Linked DNA regions of Homo sapiens: region 2 is linked to region 1. Evidence: chromatin contacts called from ENCODE Hi-C data. All regions are on one chromosome and are shown on one strand. The core of a region is the stretch at or near the end of the contact, and the rest is flanking DNA. Distances in the headings are between cores, read along the strand shown.

Region 1 (3,974 bases), core at 1,060-3,559:
TCTGCCTGGAAAGCCTTTCTTCCAGCTCTAGTCATGGCTGGATCTGTCTCCTCATTCAAGGTTTTAGATTCATCACCACTTCCTTCAGGAGGCACTCCCTAGTTACCTTGTCTTTCAAAGTTGAAGCATAGGAAACTGCTATTTTTATAGGTCACAAATGGTTGAATACTGGCAATTTCTTATAGCTCAAGCTAATGAAATAGCCCCCTACACCCAAGTCATTCTCTATCCACTTATCTTGCTTAACTTTGTCTTCACATCCTCTCTTCCTTCTGTCTCTTTCTAGTCTATGTTTACCTAAGTAGCATACTTTCCCCATTCTCTGTATATCATACATTCTCATGTTATATTATCTATTATACTACTTTGTATTATTGTTTTCTAATATTTTACTGTTTATTTTCTGTCTTCCCCACTATCATGTAAGCTCTATGAGAGCATGGGCTTTGTCTGATTTCCACACTGCTGTATCCCCAGGGCCCTGAACTGAGCCTGGCATACAGCAGGCCCTCAATACATATTTACAGAATGAACAAGCATCCTATATATCCAAGCCCCTTAACCAGAGGTTAGTATTGATGAAGTACTTATTATGTGCCAGTCTTTTCACATAGAAACACCTCACAATATCTCAGTGAGGTGAAACATGGCAATAATAAACACATTCTAGTGCTGAGTACATACTTACGAAGTGCCAGCTGCTGTTCTGACCATTTTTACTCATTTAATTACATGAGGCAGGTGGGGTGTCCTATTTTTTAGAAGGTGTCCTATTACTGTTCCCATCTTACAGACAAAGAAACTGAGGCACCAAGGGTTTATGCTACCAAGATCACACGGGTGGGTAACCGTCAGTGCTGCCTGATTTCACAGCGTCTGCTATTAATACAGCACAGCAGACCTGGTAGCCCTAAATTCAAATACCAGTTCCACCTCCACCATGTATTCAGTTATGTGAGCTAGGGCAATCCACTTAACATCTCTGTGCCTCAGTTTCCTCATCTGTAGGATGAGTATAATAATAGAGCCCACCTCGAAATGGGGTTTGTTTCGAGTATAAGATGAGCTAATGCATGTCAAGTGTTTAGAACACAGACGGGGCCCGGAGCGGTGGCTCATGCCTGTAATCCCAGCACCTTGGGAGGCCGAGGCGAGAGGATCGCTTGAGCCAGGAGTTCGAGACCAGCCTGGGCAACATAGCGAGATCTCGTCCCTATAAAAAAAAAAAAAAGAATGCAGACGGCAACGAGCAAGTGCCATATCGGTGTTTAGTATTATCGTTGTACTATACTGCTTCTAACGTGTTTTGAGCGCTGTCCACTTGAGGTGTGATTTCTGTCTGCAAAATAAAACCAATCCTGCCTCTGGCCCTGGAACGAAGATACCGAGAGACAAAGGAGGAACACAAGGTAGGCAAAATTCCCAAGTCTTCTAGGCTTTCGCCGGCCGCGCAGTCCTCTACTGCCTAAGAACGTCCTCTACAGCGCCCCATCTGCCGATCCCGGACTGACCCCTTCGGGGTTCCGTCCCCACTACCCCCCCCCCCCCCCCCGCCTCTCACCTTCTCATACAAGTTTTCGTCCTCGGGTTCTGGGTCCTCTTGCCACGGTGTGGTCGGTTCTGGGGGCCGCTTTCCCGCCACAGCGGACGGGGCGACCACAGTCCTGGAGAAGCTAGATTCCCAGCGGACGCGGGCGGCCGGGAGCCCTCGCGTCGCCGCTGCCGCCAAAAGACGGCGAGCGCTCAAACCAAACAGCCCAGCCGCCATGACAGATGGTGCTGCAGGGTCTCAGGGGCGGGGAAAGAAATGCGACTGTGCGCAGCTGCAGTGGGTGCGAGCGCGACAATCATCGCCCCGCCTCCGCCACGCTATATAGGTCCCAGATCTGATTTGGTTTTCCAATGAGGCGGGGCGTTGAGCAACCCTCTTTGCCTCCAGTTGTCGTGGCTTCGTGGGGCCAACCATTTTCGGCCAGGCTGAGAAATTTCTTATTGATGGGTCTGCTCATTTCCTGCATAGGAAGAAATCGGTGACATTTGGGTGGATACAGTTCCCAGCCAATCGCCCCGAGTTCCCTCGCCCACTGGGGAAAGAGGCAGAGCTTCCGCTAGTCTTTCATCTTCAAAGGAAATCAAGCTTCTAAAAAGCGGGCCCTGCCGAATTGGCTAATAGCTACTCCTTTTCTCCACTAGGGGAGCGTTCGCAAGGGGTGTGGGGAGGTGGCCAGCGCTTGCCAATCAGAGGAGGCCAGGGCTGTCCCCTAGCGGGCGGTGACCAATCGCCGGGGCCGGCCAGAGCGCGCTTCCTTAGTAGGTGGATGGTGGTCGGAGCGCCGACTCCCTTCTCGTCGTCGCCATTTTGAGCTGGTGACTGTGGCCGGCTGGGAGTAGGCGGCAGTGAGTTTCCCTGGGAGGGCAGCGCGCTTGGCGCTTCTCCCCTCCCCCCGATCTGCCTCCAGTCTCGGACTTGGTTGTTGCGCGCTCCGGCTCCGGCTGAGCTGGGAGAGTTGGAGGAGGTGGCGGCGGGCAGAGGTGATGTCTGGGAGCCCTTCCTTGACAGCCCGGGCCGAGAAGGTGAGCGTCGACGCTGGTCGTGGGGGCGGAGGTAAGGGGCCCGGGGCGGGGACGTAGAGGAGGCGCGAGGGCGGACTTCGGGTCGGGGGAGATGCGCGGAACGGAGGGGTTGGTGCAATGTCTCAACCCGGGAGGGTTTTTTTTTTTTTGGTTTTTTTTTTTTTTTTTTTTTTTTTTGGTGTGAGCAAAGGCGCGTGCGCGACTGGGACATGGGATGGGTGCATGCGGGTTGGGGGAAGGGAGGGACGGATGGGAGTGGGCTACTGTGGATCACTGTGTCGGCTACATCGAAGTTTATCAGTGGGGAAGCGGTTGTCTGCGACTTTGAGTTTGTGCATAGGAGAGGGGATGCTGCTCTGTGTTACTCTGGTGTTTATCGGTCCATGGGGAAATATTCTGTGGTTCTGGTCTCTATTCCTGGGGGATCGGAGGGGGGATGTGACTCTGGTCTTTACCCTTTGAGGGGGGGCGGTCTGTGACTCTGATCCTTATCCATGGGGCGGGGCTTGGGGGACGACTGTCTTTTGATTGACCCTAACCCACTTATTGGGTGGGAAGGGGCATGCAGGGAATGTGTGTGTGACTCATTGCCCCTTCTTTTGGGGAGTTTGTATCTGTGACACTGACGCTCATCCATGGAAAGGGGACCCACTGTGTAATTGTGGTCCTTACTGTGTGTTCCTTCTGTGATGTGGGCCCGTAGTTATTTGGGGCTCGTGTCTGTGACTGGCCCTTGGCTGTGGTGGATGTTACTGTGTGACTCTGGCCCCTTTGCCAGAGTCTCTTGAAGGTTTTTGTGCTCTCAGACGCCAGTGCCTCTGTGTGATTCTAACTCTTGCCCACCTGGGAGCAGGTAACTCGGGTTCCCTGTGGCTTGAGGAGGAAGAGAAAATTGGAGTGTGTTTGTCTGTGTATGTGTGTGCACGAGCATAGAGCAAAGGTGTGGCAGCAACCTAGTGTTGAGCAGGTGCTATTATTGCCTGGCTTTACCTGCTTCTTATTCAGAGGGTGGGGCCTGAAGATCTGGGATTCATCCTGACCTCTGGCTGGGTCACAGGGTTCTCAGGACTCCCTGAGTTCTCACCACAGCCCTGAGGGTTGGATGAAGTGGCTGCTGCTCCATCCCAATAGAAGAGCACAGTGGTTCAGAACAGCCTCCAAAAGGGCCCCTTTTGCCTCTGGAAACCGGGCTTGAGCCCTGGGGAGGGAACCACCTTAGGACCGGGCTGCACATAAGAGACAGGGCTCAGGGCTGAGCCAGTTGCTGTGTGAGGGCCAAGGCTGTGTTGGCCAGGAGCCCAGGGAGGTGGCAGCTGTCTCGTCGCCAAGTTCGCCCCTTCACACACCCCCCCAAGAGCCTTTCATGGTCTTTTGCTGCCTTATAGGGGACAGCCAGCAGC
Region 2 (6,977 bases), core at 4,478-6,977, 1.5 Mb after region 1:
GGACGGGGCATTATTGTCAACAATGCTGGCTGGTTACCAGTGGTTGGTGGTTTCTGGTGTCCAGGATAAGAAACAGTCTAGTTCGAGCAGTAGGACAAATACCTAACGCATGCGGGGCTTAAAACCTAGATGATGCGTGGATAGGTGGAGCAAACCACCATGGCACATGTATACCTATGTAACAAACCTGCATGTTCTGCACAGGTATCCCAGAACTTAAAGTAAAAAACAAACAAACAAAAAAAAACAAAACAGTTCGACTTCCCACTGGAGTCCAAATACTAGTTCTAATATTGTCTACATCTGTGGCCATGGGCAGTAAACCCCTCTAGAGTTCACTTTCCCTATCTTCAAAATGGGGCTTAAATGTCATACCTACCTCCTTAGGTTTGTGACAGTACATATAAGATCAGTATAGTCAGCACTCAGTAATGCAGGCTATCACCACAACCAGGTGGGACCTATCCCAGGACAGCAAGGGTGGCTTGACATTTGAAAAGCATGAGATGTAGTTCAACATATTAGCAGGAAAGAAAGAGAATCAAGGGCTGTAATTGCCTGGGACTGTGATATCAGATGCAAGGGCTAAACACTCCCAGATCTGCAATCTAGCCCTGAATGCCTCACTGGGCAAGCTGAATTGAGATCTTAAGACCAGAGTGATCCTAGTCCTACCCCTGTGAAGTGATTTCCGCTGGCTCTGAATCCGTGGCCGACAGGCTTTAACGTCCGCCTTATCCTCACGCTCAGCAGTCCAAGGCTTTGTGCATTCTGGTTTCAGTTCAAATTTATTTTTCACACCTGCCCCCCAGCAACAATAACCAAACTACTATTTTTTTTTTTAAGAAGAGTCTCACTCTGTTGCCCAGGCTGGAGTGCAGTGGCGTGATCTCGGCTCACTTCAACCTTCACCTCCCAGGTTCAAGCGATTCTCCTGCCTCAGCCTCCTCAGTAGCTGGGATAACAGGCACCCACCACCATGCCCAGCTAATTTTTCTACTTTTAGTAGAGATGGGGTTTCACCATGTTGAGCAGGCTGGTCTCAAACTCCTGGCCTCAAGTGATCCACCCGCATGGCCTCCCAAAGTGTTGGGATTACAGGCATGAGTCGCCATGCCCGGCCAAACTACTATTTCATTTACAAGTTTACCAATTTCTTACATTATTATTTTCTTACTATTGATCTTGGCAGTTAGAATCGTAGCTCCAGGGACTGAAGAAGTATCTGTCAGAAGGCTGGCTTGCTAGTTCAGCACGCTGGGGACCGCACAGTGCTCCGTTTGAGGCTTTTTCCAAAGGCAGAAATTTTATTTCTGACTTAGGGCATAGAGAGTTGTCACCAACCCCCATTTGGGGGTTGTGAGAACTTTGGCTTCAGAGGCAAATGTTTTCCCATCAGGAAATGATGAAAGTTATGAACTCATATCCCAACCCCCACTCACCCCATTTAGGAAGAAACTTCAGGGATGAGATAAGTGAATGAGGATTCCGTGTCTCCACTCCAATTACACCTCAGCTCCATGGCTCCTCCCGTTTCTCTCTCTGGCCTTGATTCTCAGCACACCTGTACCCTGAACCACCTACACTTTCCCACCTACACTTTTACTTTGTCCTCTGAAGTTGGGGCCCAACTTGAGATTTTATTTCAGCCTGTGGTAGCAATGAAAAGCAGACACAGCCAATGTGGTCCACTGCGTTCCTTTGCATTTCTTGTTTTTTTTTTTTTGTTTGTTTGTTTGTTTTTTTTTTGAGACAGGGTCTCACTGCGTTGCCCAGGCTGGAGTGCAGTGGTGTGATCACGGTTCACTGCAGCCTCAACTTCGCAGGCTCCAGTGATCTCCCACCTCAGCCTCTTGAATAGCTGGGACTACAGGTGTACACCATCATGCCTGGTTATTTTTTTTTATTTTGTAAAGATAGAGTCTCACCATGCTGTCAGGCAGGTCTCAAACTTTGAAAACTAACCGAAAGCTTGTAACAAGCAGAGGAATGTTTAATCAAGAAAAACCAGCTGAGTGGCTCATGCCTGTAATCCAGCACTTCGGGAGGCCAAGGCAGGCAAATCACGTGAGGTCAGGAGTTCGAGACCAGCCTGGCCAATATGGTGAAACCCATCTCTACTAAAAACACAAAAATTAGCCTGGCATGGTAGTGCACGATTGTAGTCCCAGCTACTTGGGAGGCTAAGGCACGAGAATCGCTTGAGCTGGGAGGCAGAGGTGCCCATGTTGGCGAGGCTGGTCTCTAACTCCTGGCCTCAAGTGACCCACCCTCCTCAGCCTCCCAAAGTGGTGGGATTACAGGCGTGAGCCACAGTGCCCAGCCAACAAACCTTTCATCAGCTTGTTTTGTCTAGTATCTTATAGCCTTATAGGAAGAGGTTTTAAAAATAATTTTTATAAATTTAATATGTTAATATTGAAAAACAATAAAAGAATTCATTCCAATGGTGAAACAGAATTTCCCAGGTATCCCTGACTCGAATTCCTGACTCTTCTGTTATTTCATTCCATCATATTTCTTTGGAAGCAGAGTGGTGGGATGAAGGGGCAGGGCTCTGTTGAGAGAAGGTGGAAGTGAATGGGAAAGGTATTTATCACAACACTCTTTATGGTGAAAAAAGAACATGGAAATAAACCCAATGCCAGTCACAAATAGGGGACCAGTTCAGGGCTGGGTGCAGTGGCTCATGCCTGTAAATCTCAGCTCCTTGGGAGGCTGAGGTGGAAGGATGCCTCAAGGCCACGAGTTCGAGACCAGCCTGGGCAACATATCAAGATACCCCCATATCTCTCTCTTTTTAAAAAAAACAAAAAAAAAAAACAAAAAAAAAAAACAGGGTCTTACTCTAACATCCAAGCCAGAGTGCAGTGGCATGGCTCACTGCAGCCTTGACCTCCCAGGCTCAAGCAATCCTCCCACCTCACCCTCCTGAGTAGCTGGGACTATGAGCACACACCACCACACCCAGCTAATTTTATTTTTGTAGAGATGTAGTCTCACTGTGTTGCCCAGGCTGGTCTCAAACTCCTAGACTCAAGTGATCTTCTTGCCTTGGCCTCCCAAAGTATTGGGATTACAGGTACGAGCCACCATGCCCAGCCGACCCCATGTCGCTCTCTCTTTTTTAATTAATTTATGTTTGAGATGGAGTTTCGCTCTTGTTGCCCAGGCTGGAGTGCAATGGCACGATCTCAGCTCACTGCAACCTCCGCCTCCAGGGTTCAAGTGATTGTCCTTGCCTCAGTCTCCCAAGTAGCTGGGATTACAGGCTCCTGCCACCATGCCCGGCTAATTTTTTGTATTTTTAGTAGAGACAGAGTTTCACCATGTTGCCCAGGCTGGTCTCGAATTCCTAACCTCAGGTGATCTGCCCGCCTCAGCCTCCCAAAGTGCTGGGATTACAGGTGTGAGCCACCACATCCGACCTCTTTTTTTTTTTTTAAGAGACAGGGTCTCGCTCTGTTGCCCAGGTTGGAGTGTAGTGGCATGATCACAGCTCACTGCAGCCTTAACCTCCCAGGCTCAAGCAATTCTTCTGCCTCAGCCTCCCGAGTAGCTGGGACTACAGGGATGTACCACCATGCCTAATTTTTGGTAGAGATGGGGTCTCACTTTGTTCCCCAGGCTGGTCTCAACTTCCTGGACTCAAGTGATCCTCCCGCCTCAGCCTTCCAAAGTGCTGGGATTACAGACATAAGCCACTACGCCCAGTTGACACCATGTCTTAAAAAAAAAAAAAAAAAAAAAAACGTAAGGGAACCAGTTCAATAAAATGTCACCCTTGAATTCCCTGGGCTTCAGATATCCTCATCTGTAAAATGGGGATAGTAACAGGACCCACAACCTTCAGTTATTATGATTAAATTGACTGGGTACAGTGGCTCACGCCTGTAATCCTAGCACTTAGGGAGGCCGAGGCGGGCGAATCACTTGAGCTCAGGAGTTTGAGACCAGCCTGGCCAACATGGTGAAACCCCGTCTCTACCAAAAATAGAAAAATTATCCGGGCGTGGTGGCAAATGTCTGTGGTCCCAGCTCCCGGGAGGCTGAGGTAGGAGGACTGCTTGAGCCCAGGTGGCAGAGATTGCAGTGAGCCAAGATCGTGTCACTGCACTCCAGCCTGGGTGACAGAGTGAAACCCCATCTCAAAAAAAAAAAAAAGATTAAATAGATTAATATATGTATAAAATACCTTGAACAGTACCCAGCACATTGTCTCATAAATATTAGTTGTTCTTGTTAAGGTTACATGTTTGTGCAGTGAAATAGAGTTTACTCTTTATCAATCATGTTACAAAAGAGTATTTAATATGAAAAGACACTGATAAGCTTGTTACAGGGACAAGGGAGATGCTGAGTCAACACAATACAGTGTGATCTTTCGGTGACTTTAAAACATTGTTGAATTGATTGTATTTGTTATAAAAATAATGTGGAAAATAACAGCTTTGAATTTTATGTCAGTTGATGTTAAGATCCAACAGGAAGTTTACCCTGATAACGTTAAGATGAACAGTTTGAAAGCAGCTTCCTGCTGGAAGTTGAAATAGAGATGATTCAGATAGCCTCTTTGGATCCAAACCCCAAAGCTTCTTTTGCCTAATTCTATCTTCTGTCTTTAGAAACTCAAGCCTCGACTGGGCTCGGTGGCTCACGCCTGTAATCCCAGCACTTTGGGAGGCCGAGGCGGGCGGATCATGAGGTCAGGAGATTGAGACCATCTTGGTTAACACGGTGAAACCCCCTCTCTACTAAAAACACAAAAATTTAGCCAGGCGTGGTGTCGGACGCCTGTAGTCCCAGCTACTTGGGAGGCTGAGGCAGGAGAATGGCGTGAACCCAGGAGGCGGAGCTTGCAATGAGCCGAGATCGCGCCACTGGACTCCAGCCTGGGCGACAGAGCGAGACTCCCGTCTCAAAAAGAAAAAAAAAAAAAAAAAAGAAAGAAACTCAAGCCTCAAGCTGTCTGGGGGCATCCAAGTCCAACCATCCCAGTCACACACACACAACCGACCTTACTCATCCCAGGGGTGTGCAGAGGCCCACTGCAAGAACTGGTGAACTTTCAAGGCGTCTTTGCATATATGATGATTTTTTATTCTATTATTCAAGTTTTGCTTGGACAAGATTGTGCTGCTAAAAAGTGGCCTACACCACTTTTTTTGTTTTTGTTTTTGAGACAGGGTTTCACTCCCGTCGCCCAGGCTAGAGTGCAGTGGCGCGATCTCAGCTCACTACAACCTCCGCGTCCTGGGCTCAAGCAATCCTCCTGCCACAACCTCCCGAGTAGCTGGGACTACAAGCGCCCGCCACCATACCCGGCTAATTTTTGTATTTTTAGTAGAGACGGGGTTTCACCATGTTGGCCAGGCTGGTCTTGAACTCCTGGCCTCAAGTGATCCACCTGCCTCGGCCTCCCTAAGTGCTGGGATTACAGGCGTGAGCCACCGCGCCCGGCCCTACACCACTTTTTAAAAGTCGTGTTTCTTCTCTTTTTTATAATGTTGTACTTCTGATTTCTAGGGAATGATTAGCAAACTCACCCCTGACGCTATGTCCCTTGGACATTATCCTTGTATACACAAAAAGTGCAATTAACGAGTGGGTAGAAGTCAAGGGGTGGAGCCTCCGTCCTTGGGCTTGAAGCCAATGTCCCTCAATGCGCCTGCGAGACTCCCACGCCCTGGGAAGGATGCCTATCGATTCGCTCTGGGCTCGGCAGTTCTTTCTGATAGCAGGCAGCCATCTTGCCTGGAGCCTGAGAAAGGGAGGAGAGACAGAAGGAACCGGCGACAGTGGTCTCAGGGCCGCTCCGGGGGGCCTCAAGAACCGGAGGCAGCCCCGGAGGTGGTCCCCGATCCCGGGCTATGCTCTTGGATCTGAGAAGGGAAGGCGGAGGGCGGCGGGGACAAGATGGGTGGAGAATGTCAAGCAAGGAATGCTAGGCGGGGGAGGGGCGTTGCTATGGCGACTGGGGAGGGGCGGTGTCTGTTCTGAATCGCTGTGTGTCACCCGGGCGCTGCCCAGGAAGGGCAGGGCTGGGGTGATGACCATGGTAACACCCGGGGGGGAGTTCGTGACATCTCCGGCGCGGAGGGACTCGATGTCTATGGCAATGGTCGCCTGGTGGAAGGGACGGAACTAGATCCCTTCGCTCGGGACGCTCACATTCCAGGCCCTTGTCCTGCAGGCTGCCGCGGGCGGACACGCCAGAGGAGGAGGCCGGGGAATGGCCGCGGTGTGGCAGCAAGTCTTAGCAGTGGACGCGAGGTGAGGCGTGGGGTCAAAGCCCATGGGAGCAGAACTTACTGTGGTGCATGCGCAATGGCGATAAGTGAGGCTGGGCGGAGAACTTGCCTTATGCGGCTGCGTGGGCATGCCGGAGGTGAGCATGCGCAGTAGCGGGGGCGGGCACGCCCGCGGTGAGTTGGCTGCGCCGGAGAGGATTCTAAACAGCAAGCTGGGAAAATGTGGTCAGATGTGGGCATGCGCAAAGCGGCTACCTGTGAGAGGGAGGTGGGGCTCAGGCAGGTGACATCCTATCCCCTATGGGTGTCCCCTAGACTTTTTTTTTTTTACATCATCACTTCCCCATTCTGACCCCATCACCTCCCAACGCTGACCCCCATAATGTCAGTCTGATTTCTGTCGCCCTGGTATACTGACCCTAATTATTGTCTGCGCTGACCCAGTCACCCCGTAGGGACCCCAGCACGGCAGCAGACTGACTCTGTTGTCTGCAAACTGACCTCATGACCATGCTCATTATTACTGCAGACTCACTCCCACCACAGGACCAAGAGGTCCCTCATCACCACTGCTAGTCATTCTTACCACCTAGGCCCCAGTCACTGCCACACACCTCACTCTCCTGCCGTACCCCCCCCCCCGAGCTGATTGATTCCCTCTGTCCTGTGCCTGCTGCCTGCCCTGCATCCTGACCCTGCAGGTACAACGCGTACCGCACACCAACG

The links. Hi-C counts contacts between places; a loop is a spot of excess contacts on that map. Pooled maps may share reads with other maps.
Region 2: a pooled map shows a loop between it and region 1 (8-fold over the local background). The contact joins the promoter of WDR13 here to the promoter of RBM10 in region 1. A Hi-C loop is called at or near these places in 5 of 50 pooled maps.

Annotation. Positions count from the first base shown.
Region 1 is chrX:47,142,912-47,146,885 of GRCh38, forward strand. RBM10 (RNA binding motif protein 10) reads left to right here and starts at 2,310. Exons shown (of 24, transcript NM_005676.5): 1 at 2,310-2,574. It overlaps NDUFB11 (NADH:ubiquinone oxidoreductase subunit B11), which reads right to left and starts at 1,791. Exons shown (of 3, transcript NM_001135998.3): 1 at 1,562-1,791. The coding sequence starts at 1,768. RefSeq lists an enhancer at 2,334-2,603.
Region 2 is chrX:48,591,765-48,598,741 of GRCh38, forward strand. WDR13 (WD repeat domain 13) reads left to right here and starts at 5,728. Exons shown (of 10, transcript NM_001347217.2): 1 at 5,728-5,850; 2 at 6,194-6,273; 3 at 6,953-6,977. The coding sequence starts at 6,233. RefSeq lists enhancers at 6,034-6,353, 6,374-6,443, 6,464-6,523.